Linked DNA regions of Homo sapiens: region 1 is linked to region 2. A link is an interaction called in ENCODE POLR2A ChIA-PET data of the cell type or tissue named here. Cell type or tissue: GM12878. All regions are shown on one strand. Each heading gives the region's core, and the rest is flanking DNA. Links, peaks and the distances in the headings are about the cores only. Region 1 has its middle 49 kb from the start of HELZ. Region 2 overlaps PITPNC1 (phosphatidylinositol transfer protein cytoplasmic 1).

Region 1 (11,049 bases), core at 3,737-7,736, 230 kb before region 2:
CAAAAAAAAAAAAATGATTTGCCAGACAGTAGAATGGCAGTTGACAGGAGCTGAAAGGTGGGAGGAATGGGGAATTGCATGATGGGTACAGAGTTTCTGTTGGGGATGATAAAAAATGTTCTGGGGCTGGATGGAGATGATGGTCGCACGGCAATGTGAATGTATTTTGTGCTACAGCCTGTACACCTGGTACACCAGACTGTACACTGTACAAGTGGTTGAAATAGTACATTTTCTGTTATGTATGTTTTATCACAATAAAAAAATTAGTCATTTGCAAATGTGGGTACTTGAATCATTACAGGTAACAGATTACCTCTGATATAGCTCAAATGAGAGAGGCTTTTACATCTACTAAGACACTAAGTATTTTCGGGCAGGGCACAGTGGCTCACGCCTGTAATCCCAGCACTTTGGGAGGCTGCAGTGGGAAGATCGCTTGAGCCCAGGAGTTCGAAACCAGATGGGCAACATAGTGAAGCCTTATCTCTACAAAAAAAATGTACAAAAGAATTAGCTGGGGGTGGTGGTGTGTGCACAGAGGTGGGAGGATCCTGGGTAGAGCCTGGGTGGTAGAGGCTGCAGTGAGCCAAGATCATGCCACTGCACTCCAAGGCGAGACCTTATCTTAAAAAAAAAAAAAAAAAAAAAGATGGGAGCCGGCCTGTAATCCCAGCACTTTCGGAGGCCGAGGCAGGTGGATCACTTGAGGTTAGGAGTTCCAGACCAGCCTGGCCAACGTGACAAAACCCCGTGTCTATTAAAAACACAAAAATGAGCTGGGCATGGTAGTGGGTGCCTATAATCCCAGCTACTCAGGAGGCTGAGACGGGAGAATCGCTTGAACCTGGGAGGTGGAGGTTGCAGTGAGCCAAGATCACACCATTGCACTCCAGCTTGAGTGACAGAATGAAACTTTGTCTCAAACAAAAAAAAAAGACACTATTATTTTCATCATCAACAAAGCTCTGGTCCAGCTAATGGTCGAATTCATTTGCAAAAATTTTCATTCACAGTCACTTATTCTTTACAACTAAGTCAGCTAGGGAGGGACAGATCATCTATTTGCATGAAAGCAAGGGGGAAACCAGGGCAGTGCTATGTACTGAACTGTTTCACACTATCACAAATAAAATTGCAGGTTGAGCCTCACTTCACACACACACACACTCACACACACACACACACACACACACACGTGCGCACGCAGAGTATCAGGAAATAGCCTGTCCGTTTTGGCTGCAGACGCAGGGATTTTGGTTTCCTTGGCTTCTGAGCTGTTCTTGGAGCGGGGCCATCTAGGGAAACTGAGCAAGTACACGGGGCCATCAAACTTGGGCTGGATCCATCAGGCACACAAAAAACACTCTCCAGCTCTCTCCCCGAAGTGGAGCAGACAAAAGTGCTGTTGATGCTGAAGCTGCAGAAAGCTTCAGAAGGCCCCGTGGGAGGAAGCTTGGCACGAGAGGCGAGCAGCTCCAACTGACCCTGGAAGGGAGCAGCAGGCTGGGGTGAGATCCAGACTCCGCTCAGATCGGAATGCCTGCACCCTTTGCCTTGCCTCACTGTGAAGGAGAGAAACGGTCTGCCTGGTAGGTTTCCCCTGGTGTCTGAGAAATTTTCTCAAAAAAAAACACCTCCCACCACCCATGGAAAAAATGCTCATGATACAGTGTTGAATGAAAAAGTCAAGATTATATATATACATCTATCTATCTATCTTTTTTTTGGAGACAGTCTTACTCTGTCGCCCAGGCTGGAGTGCAGTGACACCATCTCGGCTCACTGCAACCTCTGCCTCTCTGGGTTCAAGTGATTCTCTTGCCTCAGTCTCCCGAGTAGCTGGGATTACAGGTGCACATCACCATATCCAGCTAATTTTTGTATTTTTTATAGAGATGGGGTTTCACCATGTTGCCCAGGCTGGTCTCAAACTCCTGAGCTCAGGTGATCTGCCCACCTTGGCCTCCCAAAGTGGTAGGATTGCAGGCATGAGCCATCGCGCCTGGCTCTATCTATCTAATACCACCTATGTTAAAAAAAAAATAATAATTTTGCCAGGCATGGTGGTATGTGCCTGTAGTCCCAGCTACTCTGGAGGCTAAGTAGGGAGGATCCCTTGAGCCCAGGAATTTGAGGCCAGCCTGGGCAACATAGCAAGACCCCGTTCCATTAAAAAAAAATTTTTTTAAAGCATGCATTGAAAAACAAGGCCAGAAGGAAATACAATACAATATTATCAGTGATGTTCTCTGGGTGGTTGGATAACAGGTCATTTTGTATTTCTTCTTGACATTTTTCTACAGCTTTTAAATTTTCCTCCAGCTAGGATGTGTTTTTTGATTATCATAAATAGACCTTATAATAATAATGGACACCACCCCAAACTCCACCAACCCAGTGGCCCCTCAGCCTGGGGGAAGGTGTGGGCTGTGGAAAAATGGGTGGGGAATGCTCTTCAGAAATATTTGGCAGTTGCAATATGCTTGCTGCTGAGGGAAAACGCCTGGAAGGCCAGAGCTAGAGTACACCCCCTGCCTCTTTGCCTTTGAGTTTCCCTCCGTGTTACTCCGGTTTCCCAGACTATTGGCTTATTTAGCAAGAAATACAGTAGCAGATATTTTTCCCAGGCAATTGCAGTCCAAACTTCTAGAGCAAAACCAGCTTCTTGCCCCTACTCCCCGCCCCGTATTCCTCACCTGATCTTCTGAAAGACTTTTCTGTTTACTTTCCACAACTTTCGCAGCTGCCTCAACCTGTCTGGCACCTCTGAGAGAGTGGCCCACACTCCTGGGGTCCCGGCTGCTTTCTGGCTCAAGGCTCCTGACACCCATAAGCCCTCCCTCCTGCCTCCCCTGCCATGCTGGGACCACGTGGCTAACACCAGCTGCACTGTGGATAATGACATAGCCAGAGTCTGTCCCTTGGAAACATTTAGCGTGTTCCGCGGAGGAAAAACTTAGCTCATCTCAAGAAAGAGAAGAGAGTTAGGGACAGTGGATTCTACAGGACTCTATTTTTTGGCTGGTTTTTTTTTTTTTTTTTTTTTTTTTTTTTTGAGACGGAGTCTCGCTGTCGCCCAGGCAGTGGTGTCGCCAGTGCAGTGGTGCGATCTCGGCTCACTGCAGGCTCCGCCCCCTGGGGTTCACGCCATTCTCTTGCCTCAGCCTCCCGAGTAGCTGGGACTACAGGCGCCCGCCACCTCGTCCGGCTAATTTTTTGTATTTTTAGTAGAGACGGGGTTTCACCGTGTTAGCCAGGATGGTCTCGATCTCCGACCTCGTGATCCGCCCGCCTCGGCCTCCCAAAGTGCTGGGATTACAGGCATGAGCCACTGCGCCCCGCCTTTTTTTTTTCAGACGGAGTTTCACTCCTGTTGCCCAGGCGGGAGTGCAGTGACACCATCTTGGCTCACCGCAACCTCCGCCTCCTGGGTTCAAGCAATTCTCCTGCTTCAGCCTCCCAAGTAGCTGGGGTTACAGGTGCCCGCCACCACATCCAGCTAATTTTTGTATGTTTTAGCAGAGATGGGGTTTCAATATGTTGGCCAGGCTGGTCTCAAGCTCCTGACCTCAGATGATCCACACATCTTGGCCCATGCTGGGGTTACAGATGTGAGCCACCGTGCCCAGTCCTTTTTTTGTTATTTTAAATATCATTAGATTTTTGCAGCCCTTAATTTCCCAAAGAATGAATTTTCTTCACATGAATGGTGAGGCTGTCTCACAGCCACCTCACAGAAGCAGCATCATGCCTCTTCATAGCTTGGCATTAGTCACTTTCTCTGAATTCTCACTTTGCGGTTGGGGTGGGCTGGATGGAGCCTTAGAATGTGCCTAAGAGGGTGCCCCGGAGCTTTGGGAGAGGGACTCATATTTAAGAATAGAGTGAGGGCCCGGTGCGGCGGCTCACGCCTGTAATCCCAGCACTTTGGGAGGCCAAGACAGGCAGATCACCTGAGGTCAAGAGTTTGAGAAGAGCCCAACTAACGTAGTGAAACCCCGACTCTACTAAAATTACAAAAATTAGCTAGGCATGGTGGCATGTGCCTGTAATCCCAGCTACTCGGGAGGCTGAGGCAGGAGGATCACTTGAACCTGGGAGGTGGAGGTTGCAGTGAGCAGAGATCGCGCCACTGCACTCCAACCTGGGTGACAGAGAGAGACTCTGTCTCAAAAATAAAAATATGGCCAGGCCCGCTGGCTCACATCTGTAATCCCAGCACTTTGGGAGGCTGAGGCAGGTGGATCACCTGAGGTCAGGAATTCGAGACCAGCCTGGCCAACATGGTGGACCCTGTTTCTACTAAAAACACAAAAGTTAGCTGGGTGTGGTGGCGGGCGCCTGTAATCCCAGCTACTCAGGAGGCTGAGGCAGGAGAATCGCTTGAACCTGGGAGGGGGAGGTTGCAGTGAGCCAAGATTGTGCCATTGTACTGCAGCCTGGGCGACAACAGCAAGACTCTGTCTTAAAAAAAAAAAAAAGTTTAAAAAAAAAACAAAAACAAAACAAAAGAATAGAGTGACGACATCTGGGAAGGCTGAGGCTGAGGGGCTGGAAACCTGGCTTGAGAGAAGGATGAGGTGATGAGAGCTAGAAAGTTTGCAGCTGTGGCCACCCTCGGGCACCTCTCCCACTCACACAGAGCAGCCTGCCTCAATGTCTGCCTCCCTCTCAGGTGGGTGGGCTGGGGGCTGTCTGTGGAGGTGGAGGCAGAGCTCCCTGCTGTCCATGAGAAGTTCAAGGCAATGAGGCATGCCCACTCTGAGTTCCTGGCTGGGAGGAGGGTCAGGAGAGGGCCAACCCTCAAGCCCTGTTCTTTGTCTCTTTTTTTTTTTTTTTTTTTTTTTTGTCATCACTCAGGCTGGAGTGCAGTGGCACCATCACAGCTCACTGCAGCCTCAACCATCTGGGCTGAAGCAATCTTCCCACCTCAGCCTCCCGAGTAGCTGGTACCACAGGTACACACCAACACACCTGGATAATTTTTGTATTTATTGTAGAGTAGGGGTTTTGCCATGTTGACCATGGGTGGTCTCGAACTCCTGGGCTCCAGCGATGTGCCCTCCTGGGCCTCCCACAGTGCTGGGATTGCAGGCGTGAGCCATGTGTCCAGCCTCCGCTGCTCTTGTCTTGGAGATGACGCCAACCTTGGGGGAGGAACGTCTATCGTTCTACTTCTTCTTCCCCTTCTCCAACTGGGCTCCTTCCATTGCCCTATCCTCCCGAGTCAGAAAGGAAAATTCCCTAGGGCTCACCCCCTCCCTCTCCTGCAGGCCTGCGTCCCTTCCTGGGGCTGAAGCTTCTGGGCCTGCCCCAGGGTCCTGAACGGCTGACAACACACGGATCAACTGGACCACTGGTGACCACAGAAAGGAGGCTGCAGCTGTTTCTTGCTACGCTTCGAGAGATCAAAGAGCGTGCGGAGCACTGGCCCGCTTCAAAGAACAAGACCCAGGAGAGGAAGGGCCTCGCAGACCTCCTGACTCAAGGCGACCTCCTCCTGATTCAGGGCACCCTCCTGACTTAGGGCACATTTAGGCTCCTGCAAAGGGAGCGCAGCCTGAGGCCGTGAACAGCGCCACCCCCTAGTGGCTTAGAAGGGCCATGCTAGTCTCTCCAGGAAGCCAGGTATCATTCGTTTCTTTAAAAATAAAACCAAACAGGCCGGGCGCGGTGGCTCATGCCAATAATCCCAGCACCTTGGGAGGTCGAGGTGGGCGGATCACCTGGGGTCAGGAGTTCAAGACCAGCCTGGCCAACACGGTGAAACCCTGTCTCTACTAAAAGTACAAAAATTAGTTAAGCGTGGTGGCACACGCCTGTAATCCCAGCTACTCTAGAGGCTGAGGCAGGAGTAATCGCTTGAACCCAGGAGGTGGAAGTTGCAGTGAGCCAAAATCGCACCATTGCACTCCAGCCTGGGCGACAAGAGTGAAGCTCTGTCTCAACAACAACAAAAAACCAAACAATAAAGTATATATATATATAAAGTATATTTTAAAATATATATAACATATAAATATATATTTTTTAATACATATAAATATATTTTATTTGAACTCCTGACCTCAAATGATCCACCCAGCTCAGCCTCCCAAAGTGCTAGGATTACAGGCGTGAGCCACAGCGCATGGCCTTTTTGTTTTATAAAACTTTTTTTTTTTTTCTGAGACAGAGTCTTGTTCTGTTCCCCAGGCTGGGGTGCAGTGGCGCCATCCTTGACTCACTGCATCCTCGACCCCCTGGGCTCAAGTGATCCTCCTGAGAGGTGACAGCGTGCTGGCAGCCCTGGCTCGCTCTCTGCGCCTCCTCTGCCTGGGTCCCACTTTGGCGGCACTTGAGGAGCCCTTCAGCCCGCCGCTGCACTGTGGGAGACCCGTCCTGGGCTGGCCAAGACCGGAGCCGGCTTCCTCAGCTTGCCGGGAGGTGTGGAGGGAGAGGCGCAGGCAGGAACCGGGGCTGCGTGCGGCGCTTGCGGGCCAGCGCGAGTTCCGGGTGTGCGTGGGCTCGGCGGGCCCCGCACTCGGAGCGGCCCCCCAGCCCACAAGCCCCAGGCATTGAGGGGCTTAGCACCTGGGCCAGCAGCTGCTGTGCTCGACTTCTCGCCAGGCCTTAGCTGGCTCCCCGCGGGGCAGGGCTCGGGACCTGCAGCCCGCCATGCCTGAGCCTCCCCTCCCCGCCATGGATGGGTTCCTGCGCGGCTGGAGCCTTCCCAAGGATCGCCGCCCCCTGCTCCAGGGCGCCCAGTCCCATCGACCACCCAAGGGCTGAGGAGTGCGGCGGCACAGCACCGGACTGGTAGGCAGCTCCACCTGCGGCCTTGGTGCAGGATCCACTGGGTGAAGCCAGCTGGGCTCCTGAGTCTGGTGAGGACTTGGAGAACCTTTATGTTTAGCTAAGGGATTGTAAATACACCAGTCGGCACTCTGTATCTAGCTCAAGGTTTGTAAACACACCAATCAGCACCCTGTGTCTAGCTCAGGGTTTGTGAATGCACCAATCCACACTCTGTATGTGGCTTCTCTGGTGGGGACTTGGAGAACCTTTATGTCTAGCTAAGGGATTGTAAATACACCAATCGGCACTCTGTATCTAGCTCAAGGTTTGTAAACACACCAATCAGCACCCTGTGTCTAGCTCAGGGTTTGTGAATGCACCAATCAACACTCTGTATCTAGCTACTCTGGTGGGGACTTGGAGAACTTTTGTGTCCACACCCTGTATCTAGCTAATCTAGTGGGGATGTGGAGAACTTTTGTGTCTAGCTCAGGGATTGTAAACGCACCAATCAGCACCCTGTCAAAACGGACCAATCAGCTCTCTGTAAAATGGACCAATCAGCAGGATGTGGGTGGGGCCAGATAAGGGAATAAAACTGCTTAAAACTGCTTGCCCGAGCCAAAAGTGGCAACCCGCTGGGGTTCGTGTCCATGCTATGGAAGCCTTGTTCTTTCACTCTGCAATAAATATTACTGCTGCTCACTTTTTGGGTCCACTCTGCCTTTATGAGCTGTAACACTCACCGGGAAGATCTACAACTTCACTCCTTGAGCCAGGGAGACCACGAACCCCTCGGGGAAGGAACGAAGAATTCCAGACGCACCGTCTTAAGAGCTGTAACGCTCACCGCGAAGGTCTGCAGCTTCACTTCTGAGCCAGCGAGACCACGAGCCCACCAGATGGAAGAAACTCCAAACACATCCGAACATCAGAAGGAACAAACTCCGGACACACTGCCTTTAAGAACTATAACACTCACCGCGAGGGTCTGCGGCTTCATTCTTTAAGTCAGTGAGACCAAGAACCCACCAATTCTGGACACACTTCCACCTCAGTTTCCTGAGTAGTTGGGACCACAGGTGTGCACCACCACGTCTGGATAATTGTTATATTTGTTTTGCAGAGAAGGTTTCACCGCATTGCCCACGCTGGCTTCAAACTCCTGTGCTCAAGGAATCCACCCACCTCAGCCTCCCAAAGTGCTGAGATTACCATTGTAACCCAGTGCCTGGCCCTAGAAAAGTGTTTTGTAGCTGGGCAACATAGCAAAACCTCGTCTCTATAAAATAAACATTTTAAAACCAGCCACCATGGTGGGACATGCCTGCAATCACAGCTACTAAAGGGGCTCCAGGATCACTTGAGCCTAAGTGTTCGATGCTGCTGCAGCCTAGGTGACAGAGTGAGACCCTGTCTCCAAACCAAATATATATTTATATACATCTATATGTTATATAAAATTACATATTTTTATATATTTTATATATATATATATATATATTTTGAGATGGAGTCTCACCCTGCCGCCCAGGCTGGAGTGAAATGGTGCAATCTCAGCTCACTACAGCCTCCGCCTCCCAGGTTCAAGCAATTCGTCTGCCTCAGCCTCCCAAGTAACGGATTACATGCACCTGCCATCACGTCTGGCTAATTTTTTTTGTATTTTTAGTAGAGACGGGGTTTCACCATATTGGCCAGGCTGGTCTCAAACTCCTGACCTCATGATCCGCCCGCCTCAGCCTTCCAAAGTGCTGGGATTGTAGGCGTGAGCCACCGCACCCGGCCACCCATTCCAATGAACTCACCGCAAATTCAGTCCTTCATGTCTCAGATCCCTCCTGAGACATCGCCGTGACCACCTCCAGTGGCTTTGTAGTGGTTTATCCGTGAGCCTTGGACAAGCCCCTATACCTCCTGGAGCCTATGTCTATCTCATTTGTAAAAGGAGGAGATGGGACAAGGTGAGTCGCTCCTGAGGGCTCTGACACCCTCCAAGCCCATGAGACGCAGAGGGGAGACACAGATGATTTTTGTTTCTCACTATCAATAAGCTCTTTAGTGACCCTCACTCCCTGGGCAAAAGAATAAAAATCATACATGTAATGAAAAAAAGGCCAGAGAAACATTGCCCTATCCTCCGGGGTCACAAAGGAAAATTCCCTAGGGCTCGCCCCCTCCCTCTTCTGCAGGCCTGCGTCCCTTCCTGGGGCTGAAGCTTCTGGGCCTGCCCCAGGGTCCTGAACGGCTAACAACATACGGGTCAACTGGACCACTGGTGACCACAGAAAGGAGGCTGCAGCTGTTTCTTGCTACCCTTTGAGAGATCAAAGAGCGTGCCGAGCACTGGCCCGCTTCGGAGAACAAGACCCAGGAGAGGAAGGGCCTCGCAGACCTCCTGACTCAGGGCGCTTAATGAGCAGAAAAGCTGGGTTATCTCCAAAGATTGAAAACCATCCTCTGCCCCAAGTCATTTAATACAGCCCACTCAAGGGAAATAACTTACCCAGAATTCCACCACACACCATTCATCAACTCAACAGACATGTGCAATCGCACACCCAATACCAATGCTGCTGTTAATGACAGACCACGTATATTATATGGTAGTCCTGTAAGATTATAACGGGGCTGAAAAACTATCACCTAGTGACAGCGTAGACATGTCATAGCACAGACATTATTCACGTTTCTGGTGATGCTGGTATCATGTAAAAATCTAGCACATAGGCCGGGCGCAGTGGCTCATGCTTGTAATCCCAGCACTTTGAGAGGCCAAGGCGGGCAGATTACCTGAGGTCAGGAGTTCAAGACCAGCTTGGCCAACATGGTGAAACCCTGTCTCTACTCAAAATACAAAAATTAGCCTGGCATGATGGCAGGTGCATGTAATCCCAGCTACTTAGGAGGCTGAGGCGGGGGAATCGCCTGAAACCAGGAGGTGGAGGTTGCAGTGAGCTGAGATCCAGCCACTGCACTCCAGCCTGGCACATACAATTATGTAAAATATATAATACTTGATAATAAATGACTATGTTACTGGTTTATGACTATAGTATATTTTTTATTGTTATTTTAGAGTGTATTCTTTCTACTTTTTTTTTTTTTTTTTTGAGACGGAGTCTTGCTCTGTCGCCCAGGCTGGAGTGCAGTGGCGCGATCTCAGCTCACTGCAAGCTCCGCCTCCCAGGTTCATGTCATTCTCCTGTCTCAGCCTCCCAAGTAGCTGGGACTACAGGCGCCTGCCTGCGCCTGGCTAATTTTTTTTTTGTATTTTTAGTAGAGACGGGGTTTCACTGTGTCAGCCAGGATGGTCTTGATCTCTTGACCTCATGATTCGCACCTCGGCCTCCCAAAGTGCTGGGATCACAGGCGTGAGCCACTGCACCCAGCCTATTCTTTCTACTTATTGAAAAAAAGTTGGCCAGGTGCAGTGGCTCACACCCATAATCCCAGCACTTTGGGAGGCCGAGGTGGGTGGATTACTTTGAGGCCAGGAATTCGACACCAGCCTGGCCAACATGGTGAAACCCTCTCTTTACTAAAAATACAAAATCAGCCGGGCGTGGTGGCATGCGTCTGTAATCCCAGCTACTTGGTAGGCTGAAGCCGGAGGATGACTGGAACCCAGGAGTTCGAGGCTGCAGTGATCTGTGATTACCACTGCACTCCAGCCTGGGTGACAGAGTAAGACTCCATCTAAAAAAACAAAACAAAACAAAGGTAACTGTAAAACAGCCTCAGGCAGGTACTCAGGAGGCATTACAGAAGCAGTAATGGTTATCATAGGAGATGACAGCTCCATGCATGTTATTGCCCCTGAAGACCTTCCAGTGGGACAAGACTTGGAGGTGGAAGAGAGTGATGATGATGATCCTGACCCTATGTAGGCTGAGGCTATTTATGTACGGGTTTTTTGTTTGTCTGTTTTGACACAGGGTTTTACTCCTGTTGCCAGGACTAAGTGCAATGGCGTGATCTCTGCTCACTGCAGCCTCCACCTCCTAGGTTCAAGCAATTCTTCTGCCTCAGCCTCCCAAGTAGCTGAGACTACAGGCATGCGTCACCATACCTGGCTAATTTTTGTGTTTTTTGAAGAGACAGGGTTTTGCCATGTTGCCCAGGGTGGTCTCGAAATCCTGGCCTCAAGCGATCCTCTGACCTCGGCCTCCCAAAGTTCTAGGTGTGAGCGGCTGCACCCGACCCGAGTTATGTATGTTTTTAACAAAAAGTTTAAAAACTAAAAATAAAAAATTGTAAAAATAGAAA
Region 2 (11,049 bases), core at 3,887-7,886:
TTACTATATGTGTGTGTGTGTATATATATATATATATATATATAGTAAAAAATAAATAAGTAAAAACAGTCACAGAAGAATTATCACAAAGCAGTGCATGACTTGGTAGTTGCCAAGTGGGAGTAAAGCTCACTTTGCACTTAATGTGTTCTAGGAGTCACTAAGGGCATAGGAAGAAGAGACGGCTGGAAGGGGGCTTCCCAGTGCAATCAATGAGTGGTCACGTGTGTGTCAGTACAGCAAAGACCAAGAAGGCTTGCAGGAAAAACTTGTTGAATTCTCTTTGACCTAATGTCACCCACATTCATTTAACTGTGAAGCTCTTTTCCTCCCACTGCTTAGCATCCTATGGATCTATCATTCTTTAAAATCGTTATGGGAAATTCTGGTGTAGATACCATTTGTAATTAGATAGTGTCTCTTAACCTCTTTGGAACATAGGCCTTTTGAGAAATGGATGGTCGGAGGGGATTGTGCACAATTCTGTGCTCTTCGAAGCCCACCGAAGACCCGCCTCCATGATCAGGGAAAGCAAAGAAGGGAAAAAAAAAAATCCCAGGTAGTGGGAGTATCTGTGTAGGTCGAGATAGAAGAGGGTAGAAGATACGGAGCTTGTTCACTGCCGGGCAGTTGACTGTGAGGGAGAGACTGTGTGGGGAGGGGGACACCAACTGTGGAAGACCTCAAATACTTGGACTACTTGGTGTAGAATTCACGGGTTTTTTGTTTTTGTTTTTGTTTTTGTTTTGAGATGGAGTCTCGCTCTGTCTTCGAGGCTGGATTGCAGTGGTGTGATCTTGGTTCACTGCAAACTCTGCCTCCCGGGTTCAAGCAGTTCTTCCAGCCTCAACCTCCGAGTAGCTGAGATTACCGGCACCCACCAGCACGCCCAGCTAATTTTTGTATTTTTTAGTAGAGATGGGGTTTTACCATGTTGGCCAGGCTGGTCTTGAACCCCTGACCTCAGGTGATCCGCCTGCCTCGGCCTCCCAAAGTGCTGTTACAGGCGTGAGCCATCATGCCTGGCCAAATTCACGGTTCTTGATAACTGATCAACTGTGAAAGTCAAGGGAAGCCGGGTGCGGTGGCTTATGCCTGTAATCCCAGCACTTTGGGAGGCTGAGGCAGACAGATCACCCGAGGTCCGGAGTTCAAGACCAGCCTGGCCAACATGGTGAAACCCCATCTCTACTAAAAAATACAAAAAATAGCCCAGCATGGTGGCATGTGCCTGTAGTCCCAGCTACTCTGGTGGCTGAGGCACGAGAATCGCTTGAACCTGGGAAGTGGAGGTTGCAGTGAGTCGAGATTGTGCCACTGCACTCCAGCCTGGGTGACAGAGCAAGACTCAGCTCAATTAAAAAAGAAAAAAAGTCAAGGGAGATGCCCCAGTCAAAGATAACTCTGCCAACAGACACTGGAGTCATAGTTAGGATTATTTACAGAAAGAAAATCATGGAGCTAAAACTTCAACACTTCAAAACCTATGTTATGATCATGTTGAAATGCCCCACGTTGCCTTTATTAACTAGTGCTCAGTCTCCCAACTGAAAACTCATTGTAAGAATTGAATTTGCCATCTAACCGGGCATCCTACCTTGAATGGTTAAAAATCAGATTTGTCTGATTTCTAATTTTAGAAGGAACCAGGCTGACCTTCATTCCGCTGTTGCTAACTGGAGCCCTGTTACCTGGGTGACTAGATTTACAATATGTCAGTATGCAAATACCATCTGCCCAAGAGGAGAAAGGAAGCAAGGCCTTCTTCCTCTAGGGGTTGTCAGCAGTTCTGGAAACGTCTTCCTCTGGGAATGGGGAGGAAGGCATGCCCAATAGAAGGAGAACAGGGAAGAAGATGTGCTGATTCGTTTCTGGAGCCTCTCCCTTGTTCTCTTCCCACAGAGGAGTTTGTGGTCTGCCTTGTGGACAGTCCTGAATGTATATCATTAGGATATAGACAGGAACTTAGATTGTACATTTCTCCTGGTAGAGTGAGCAAAAGAAGTAGTATATATCACTTCAGTGGATCACAAAACACTTAGATTCAGATAACTGGAATGGCTTAATGAAGACTATGAATATGCGATTCCTGCCTCCCCAAATGCCATTAGGAATCTAATTTCCAACTGATAAGAGAGTGTGGGCTGGGCGTGGAGCCGGCTGCCTTTACTGGACGAACTCTGAAGGAGGATGAAGAGAAGTGGATATTCCGGCTCATTTTCCTACACTTGAGGTTGACTGGGCAAGCGGAAGGGATTTTTCTCCCACAGAATATCTATATTCAGCACTTGTCCTGAGTATTGTTTCAGGCGAGGGCTTGGAATCACATTTGGAAACATTCAAATCCAAAGGCAGGGACGTTCTGCTTTCCTTTTCATGAAATAACTGTCACATCAGCTGTCAGCTGCAGGAATCTCTCCCACCCACGCATTTTGTGAGTCCAAATTAGGTGGACTAATTAATTGTAATTTTTACTTTCAAGTCTCAAGGACTTTGATGGGCGGCTGTGCTTCCTTTCATGGTTGTGTGCAGGAATTTATGTAGGAGGAAGACCTTCTAGGAGCAGGATTGAGGATCTCAGGCTCTTGGCTTCTGATTTTGTACCCCTGGGTTACTTCCCCTGTGACCTCTCCTCTCTTTGCTCTCCTTGGCTCTGCTCTCTCATCTCTTTGGTAAAAAAGAACTCTTCTTACCATCAACCTGAAACTGTCAGCAACATGCAGGAGTGAGCAGTCACTAAACTTAACTGTGACATTTTCATCCACCTAGCCTTTTTATCTGCATGTCAAACAAGTGGCCAAGGAGATTAATGCCTGAGTGCATGCTGCAGCTAGACGGGCTGGGTTCAAGTCCCAGCTCTACTACTTACTACCTGGGTGACATTGGGCAAGTGACTTAACCTCTGTGTATCAGTTTCCTCATTTGTCAAATAGGGATTTAAAACGCTACCTTCCTCATTGTGTTGTTGTGAGGATTAAATAGTATAAATATTTTAGAACTGTGCTGAACCTATAGAAGCCAGGGCTCTGTATGGCAGCTTTTAAGATGACTCTGTCATGCATCTGCAGGGGTCCTAGTGAGGTAGTGAAGTTTTGCTGTGAGCAAGTAGATTTCCAGAGCTTGCTTGCAGGCAGTGACCTCCCCGTTCTTTCTTGCCATGCTAGTTTCTTTTTTGAGATGGAGTCTAGCTCAGTCGCCCAGGCTGGAGTGCAGTAGCGCCATCTTCACTGCAATCACCTCCCAGGTTCAAGCGATTCTCCCGCCTCAGCCTCCCAAGTAGCTGAGATTACAGGCGCCCGCCACCACGCCTGGTTAATTTTTGTATTTTTAGTAGAGATGGGGTTTTTGCCATGTTGGCCAGGCTGGTCTCAAACTCCTGACCTCAGGTGATCTGTCTGCCAAAGCGCTGAGATTACAGGCATAAGCCACCACGCCCAGCCATGCTAGTTTCTATTCATGCACAGATCAAGCCTAATTTTCCATGTGGCACCCCCCACCAACAACAGTACCCCATGCTGCTCTGTTCCTACCCCTTGCACCCTTTCTGTCAATGCTGTGTAATTAGCACATTTGGACACGATGTCTTAGCTTCTCACTCTGATTGTAATGTGAAGTTCAGCTCTTCATTGTCCTTGAGGCATAATGAAAAGATGCCATGTGGCTGGAGAGCTGCCTGCGATCGTTGTTCAATGGATGATGTGGCCAAGTACATAAAACAGTGACTTGGACAACCACACTTGTCCTTTAGCTTACTCTTGAAGTCACTTATTGCTTTCTTATTGCTTATGGCTTTCTTGTTGCTTTCTTATTGCTTATGGCTTTCTTGTTGCTGTACATAACTTAAAACTATCAAAAGAAAATATGAGATGTTGCAGCTGCTATGGAGGAAAGTCTGACAGTTCCTCAAATGGTCAAACATGTTGTTACCATGTGACCCAGTAATTCCATATCCAAGGGAAATGAAAACATACGTCCTCAAAAGACTCACCCACAAATACTCATAGCAGCATTATTCATAATAGCCACAAGGTGGAAACCACCCAAATGTCCATCAACTGATGAAGGGATAAACAAAATGTGGTATATCCATACAATGGAATATTATTCAGTAATAAAAAGGAAGTACTGATGCATGCTAAACATGAATGAATCTTAAAAACATGTTAAATGAAAGGAGTCAGTGACAAAAGGCCATGTATTGTATGATTCCATTGATATGAATGTTCAGAATGGCCACATCCATAGAAACAGAAGGTAACTTAGTGGTTGCTGGGACTGGGAGGAGAAGAGAATCAGGGATGACTATTAGTGGGTATGGAGTTTCTTTTGGAGATGATGAAAATGTGGAATTGGATAGCGGTGATGATTTCACAACCTTGCAAATATACTAAAAGCCACCGAATTGCATATTTTTTTTAAAAAAGTATGGGAAACATCTATATGCTCAACTACAGAGCTTAAAGTCATCTTTAAGATTACTTTTTCCAGCGTAGCTGTCACCTAAAATAGAATAAAAAGTGACTTGATCTGCAAGGAAAACATGAAAAATGCAAATGGTCAAGAATGGCTTTTTCACCCCAAATTGTTGAATATAAATTATATACATGCAATTCGTAAGTAAACGCTGTAGGACTCGGCTGCCTTCTATGTTGTGATTCTGTAATTTGCTACATTCCTGGATGGGCCATCAAAATAATACTGAAAACAGCTTCTATAACAAATAGAAGTGCTGTTTCAGGTCATGCCTACCACCACTCCTGGGTTCCCTAAGGTACTAATTCATAGCTACCTCTTTGTGGTGCCCTTACAAAGAGTGATTTAACTGTTTGTAAAGGTGTCTGGACCTTTTTGACATTAAAGAGATTTACTGAATTAAACTTATGTTTGCAAACAGAATATTTCCAGGGGATGCCTTCCAGCCCCCTAAGAATTAACCATCTTAGTTTATCAGTGTTTAATCAGGACCCTACTGATTGACTCTTCTGGTTTAAATAAATAATGGGGTTGAAATCTCTACCAGGGCTGTTTCAGTACTTATTTGGAAGAAGGATGTGAAATACCCAAGCTCCACCTAAAATAGGCTTTGCAAGAATAAGTGATCCAAGAGAGAACCTACAGTTGACTTTAAAACATCCTGTAATCATGTCACACCTGTTAGGATGGTGGTTATCAAAAAAACAAACAAACAAACAAAAAAAGGAAAATGATGGGCCAGCCATGGTGGCTCACACCTGTAATCCCAATACTTTGGGAGGCTGAGGCAGGAGGATCAGTTGAGACTAGCCTGGGCAACATTGCAAGACCCATCTCTACAATTTTTTAAATTACCCAGGCATAGTGCCGTGTGCCTGTAGTCCCGGCTACTCCAGATGCTGAAGTGGGAGGATCACTTGAGCCCAGGAGTTTGAGGCTGCAGTGAGCTATTTCACACCACTGCACTGTAGCCTGGGTGACAGAGCAAGACCCTTTCCCTAAAAGTATTTTTAAATGTAAAACAAGTGTTGGTGGAGATGTGGAGAAATCAGAGCCCTCCTGCATTGCTGGTAGGGATGTAAAACTGTGGAAAACAGTTTGGTGGTTACTCAAAAAGTTCAACATAGAATTACCAAATGATTGAGCAATTCCACTTCTAGGTCTGTACTCAAAGTAATTAAAAGCAGAGACTCAGATTCTTGTATACTCATGTTCACAGCAGCATTCTGTTTTTTTTTTTTTTTTTTTTTTTGAGATGATGTCTTGCTCTGTTTCCCAGGCTGGAGTGCAGTGGCACGATCTCAGCTCGCTGCAACTTCCGCCTCCTGGGTTCAAGCAATTCTCCTCCTTCAGCCTCCCAAGTAGCTGGGACTACAGGCGTGCACCACCACACCTGGCTAATTTTTGTATTTTTAGTAGAGATGGGGTTTCACCATGTTGGCCAGGCTGTTCTCGAACTCCTGACCTCAAGTAATCCTCTTGCCTTGGCCTCCCAAAGTGCTGGGATTACAGATGTGAGACACCATGCCCAGGCAGAAGATAGATTTTTTTTAAATGTAGCAATTTCTGGAAATATACCAAACTTACTGTTTTCCCTGTCTTCACTGACGACCTCAGGAGAGCAGGAGTTGACACCCATTTGCTTTCCTCAATCTGCTATCTGCTTCTTTTTACCAAGGAGGAAACACTCTTAGGCCAACTATGGCCTAAGAATGAATGGTGCCTCCCTGCAACCAGCCATACACCCTCTCTGGCTACAAGTGCCATCCATGCCTCTGGAACCTGGAGCTTCTCCTAAGTAGGGTGAGCAAAGATGCTGGAACTTTCCAAGTCTCAATCTACATATACAATCCACATATATAACCCTCTCCCAGCCTTGCTAGGTAGTTACCAGAACCCCAAAACCACTTGCCAAGCCAGTCAGCATTTAGGTAAGCAAAGGAGTCCAGTGACCCTCAAATATCACTGAGATCTTGTTTGTCTAGGCATGAAGTGCCTTGAATAACTCTTTCAAGACATTAAGAACTCCCGCTGTTCAATTGTACCTGAAGCAGCAAGTGCTTCTCTTTGCATTTCCTTTACCCTCTGTTCTCAGAAGGTCTCAAAGATGCTGAAACTAATTGCTGTCATTCCTGAAAGATTTCTGCTTTTAAGTGGTACTGCGGCTTCCCTTGATGCTACCAGCCGTTTTCATTAAGGATTTCATGAAGGGTTGATGGGTGCATTAGGCTTCACAAACAACGGTTCTTTTCATCCTGGAAAGGCCTTGCTACCTTGGTAGTGGATGGACCTCTCTGCTGCGAACATCTCTGTTTATGGGGCTAAGGTTACAGAGATGACAAAGAGGTCACAAGCGGATGGCGCAGGATATGTGTCCTGGGAAAGCTCTATCTTGATTTTCCCTCTTTTTGGTCTTGTGATTGACTGTGGGTTTATGTTCTGTAGTAAACACAAGAGCCTTGATTGCTTACTAAAGGTCAGACTTGTCAGCAAACCTCTCCATTAACTTGAGTTGCGATCGGTTTCACATTTCCTGGCAAATCGTTTGAGAGCTCTGATGAATGCATCAGTTTCCTTCAGTCTTCTGTCTTCAAGGCAGAAACGCTCAAGAAATCCCCCTCTTTGCCAGACACCAAGTGTATCTTGTTTGCAGCTCTGCCTCTAGCATCTACAGGGCTTGGCATACACGTGAAATGCATGTTGAGTGATGAACGGGAGCGCACAGGACTCTTAAGAACCGAGACCGTCCCCACAGCCAACGTATGAAGAAATCCCATGTTCTGCTTCTAGAGCCAACTGCCCTTGTGGTTTCGAGTTGAGTTCTGGCAGTTCCTGTCTTTGCTCTCTTAATCATTCTTCATGGGCTCCCACTAATGGCTAATTTGCTCAGCTTGTCATTTATAAATACAAGGACATGACACCCACTGCCTTAGCCAGTGCTTATAAAGTAACCTGTAAGTGCTGCATGTTATCATCTCGGCTTTTCAATTTATGAGTCAAGTGAATTCTCGGGGCTAGAACATCACCCCTAAAAGCGAGTCAGTGTTGGAAGAAGCAGCAAAAATATACATGCACTCTTACTTGCATAGACTATGAAGACTATTGTTACTCTCCTGTACTCAGTCAAGTAGATTATGCTCCTCCATGGTCAAGTACCCTTGAGGCGATTTGCACAGTTTTGCAGCAACAGCAGGATAGAGGTTGTGCTGGTACCAGCAGGAAGCATAGCCTGAGCCCTTCCCTTGGATTTCAGTTGCTCTATTTCTATTCAGTTCAGTCCAGAACTTAGGACAGGTTAAGCATCAGCGTCCAATACAGTTTATATTAGTTTGTCACAAAAGGGGGATTTTTTGAATTAAATGTTGATAACCCAGCTTCTTAAATCTTTTTATCAGTTTTTTCATTCCCATACCCTGGCATAATGACACAGGTATTACGTAAACAAGACACCTCCGAGGGCTGCTTATAAAAACTCAAGAGAAAAGATAAATATGTGATGATGCACTGATATCCTGAAATATGAGCTGCAGGTTTGTATTTTCTTTGTGGGATCGGATATTGGTTTTCATGGTTTATTGACCAGGCTGAGAGACATCTGACAAAACACCCAAGAACTTTACACCTTTTTTTTTTGTTATTATTTTTTAACCTTCCTGTCTACATGGAGAAATCTACACATTGAATCACAGGGCCTGGAAGACTGGGGCTTAGCCAGTCATGTTCTTAGCTTGGGCAGAACCCAAATCAGATCCAGCTGTTGGAGGTAAAAATACACGCTGCTTTCCCAAGGAAAAAGCAATTGGAATTGGTCTCACTGTAGAGTTACTCTCGGGCAGAACTTCGGGATAAGGAGCAACTGGAGACGGTCGACTGTGAATGTGATGTTCATGTGACATTCATGTTCATTGAGGAATGTGTTCTCATTGAGACCGGATCAGAACTCATTTGGGTTCAGTTAATGACTCTTTCCTTTCTGCCGGGTCTTTGTCTGCAACATTGGGCACGCAGTCAGTACCTCGTTGTGTGGGAGCATCACCGACAGGAATCCTCCAGAATGGTCATATATTAAAGACCTCTCGGGCTGGGCATGGTGATTCATGCCTGTAATCCCAGTACTTTGGAAGGCCGAGGCAGGTGCATCACCTGAGGTCAGGAGTTCAAGACCAGCCTGGCCAACATGGTGAAACCCTGTCTCTACTAAAAATACAAAAATTAGCCGGGCGTGGTGGCACACGCTTGTAATTCCAGCTACTCAGGAGGTTGAAGCAGAGGAATTGCTTGAACCCAGGAGGTGGAGATTGCAGTGCGCCGAGATCACACCACTGCATTCCAGCCTGGGAGAGAGAGTGAAACTCCATCCCCCACCACCAAAAAAAAAAGACATCTAGGCTTAGGGCACGGCAAACAAAGAACTCCCCTGGCATGGCAGGAATCAGGGAATCTCATGTAACATTCATTGTTTCTCCGGGGAGTCTTTTCATATTTCTCCCGTCTTCTAGGCTCAATACCTTTCAGGAAGCTTCTAAACCAAAGGTTCATCAAATAGAAATAATTTTAAAAATTATTTCATAATAAACTTTAATAATTTTTTCATAATCATAAAGTAATTGTTAGATGGTTTCCTTGAGGCATGAGCCATACTCACTGAAAAATGACAAGTTCTGAGCCTTTTTAATTGTGATCAAATATACATATCATAAAATTTACCATTTTAATCTTTTTTTTTTTTTTGGAAAATGAGGTCTCACTTGCTTGCCCAGGCTGGAGCACAGTGGTATGATCATAGCTCACTGCATTGCACCCTGGACCTCCTGGGCTCAAGCGATCATCCCGCCTCAGCCTCCCGAGTAGCTGGGACTACAGGCGTGTGCCACCATGCCCAGCTGAGTTTTTATTTTTTTGTTTTTTGTAGAGACACCATCTCCCTATGTTGTCCAGGGTGGTCACCAACTCTTGGGCTCAAGCTGTCCTCCCACCTCAGCCTCCCAAAGCACTGGGATTACAGGCATAGACTACCATGCCTGGCCCACTGTAACCAATTTTAAGTGTATATTTCAGTGACATTCAGTACATTCACATTGTTGCAAAACCATCATCACCATCTACCTCCAGAAGCTTTTTTACCATCCTAAACTGAAACGCTGTACCCTAAACACTCCATTACCCACTCTTTCCAGTCCCTGGCAGCTACCATTCGACTTTCTGTCTCTACGAACTTGACACTTCTAGCTGCCTCGTCTAAGTGGAAATTCTCAAGCTTTTTATAATACTTATGGGAAGTAGTCAATCTGACTACCGTCTAATGAAATTTTTACATAAGGAAAAGATAGTTTTGAGCAGATGGTCAGATTTCCTTTGGTTTTGGCATTGTACAAGTATATGGCAGATGCCTCATTCTCTTATACTTTCTGGAACCCGCAGCATAACAGGGATATGAATGAAACAGATCTGCAAGTCACAGTCAGACATGTGGCCAACTAGAAGGAGCAGTGGTGAGGGCAGTTGGTGTACAGGTTTATTATACAATTTATGAAGCATTTTAATTTTTAAGTTTTTTTTTTTTTCTCACTTGATTCTCACCATGTCTTGCGAGGTATTCTATTAGTTCCATTTTAATGATAATAAACTGTGGCTCAGAGAAGTAAATCGTCTAAGGTTACAAAGCTAGTCAATGGTAGAATCAGGACGCTGGCTTCACATTTTCATTTTTAAAACCCCAGTGCTTTCCATCACAGCCCACTGTGAACAATTATCACGTCTCTGGAGGCCCAGGTAATAGCCAGTCCTCAGGAAGGGAGGGCCTCTCCAAATGCAACCCTAATTACTAGTGCTCCACCTCACCAGCTCAGAAATACATGGAAACCGTTTTTTTTTTTTTTTTTTTTTTTAATTGAGACAGAGTCTCTGTCACCAGGCTGGAGCACAGTGGTGCAATCTCTGCTCACTGCAACCTCCGCCTCCCGGGTTCAAGTGATTCTCCTGCCTCAGCCTCCTGAGTACCTGGGATTACAGGTGCCTGCCACCACGCCCGGCTAATTTTTGTATTTTTAGTAGAGATGGGGTTTCACCATCTTGGCCAGGCTAGTCTTGAACTCCTGACCTCGTGATCCACCCTCCTCGGCCTCCCAAAGTGCTGGGATTGCAGGCGTGAGCCACTGCGCCCAGCCTAAATTTTCTAATAGCCACATTTTAAAAAGTGTGTAGAAAGAAACACATAGGCTGGCTCATGGTAGCTTACACCTATAATCCCAAAACTTTGTGAGGCTGTGGCGGGAGGATGGCTTGAGGCTAGGAATTTGAGGCCAGCCTGGGCAACATAGCAAGATACCATCTCTACAGAAAAAATACAAAACTTAGCTGGACGTGGTGGTGCCTGCCTGTAGTCCCAGTGACTCAAGAGGCTGAGGTGGAAGGATCGCTTGAGCACTGGGGGTCAAGGCTGCAATGAGCTACGGTCATACCTCTGCACTCCAGCCTGGATGACAGAGCGAGACCCTGTCTCTAAAAAAATAAGAAAGAAAAGGAAAAAAAAAGGCAAGTGAAGTTAATTTTAAAAATATATTTTAGTTAACCCAG

What was found. ChIA-PET counts read pairs that join two places held together with the same protein. Peaks named below come from ENCODE experiments on the same cell type or tissue, not always from the same donor. Only the 100,000 strongest peaks of a DNase experiment are listed, where the experiment ranks them.
Region 1: POLR2A ChIA-PET joins it to region 2 with 5 read pairs; 2 of 35 experiments call an interaction of 5 or more read pairs at or near these places.

Annotation. Positions count from the first base shown.
Region 1 is chr17:67,288,313-67,299,361 of GRCh38, forward strand. No RefSeq gene overlaps it. Among named protein-coding and RNA genes, the nearest start is that of HELZ, 49 kb to the left of the region's middle. In GM12878, for the core only: a CTCF peak has its summit at 5,586 (motif pointing left); a DNase peak (open chromatin) is centred at 5,562.
Region 2 is chr17:67,513,470-67,524,518 of GRCh38, forward strand. The region is part of intron 1 of PITPNC1 (phosphatidylinositol transfer protein cytoplasmic 1); the gene reads left to right. Among named protein-coding and RNA genes, the nearest start is that of MIR548D2, 47 kb to the left of the region's middle. RefSeq lists enhancers at 5,709-6,212, 6,213-6,715, 6,716-7,219, 7,220-7,721. In GM12878, for the core only: no CTCF peak of the experiment used is centred there; no DNase peak of the experiment used is centred there; H3K4me3 peaks cover 1,047 bases; H3K27ac peaks cover 872 bases.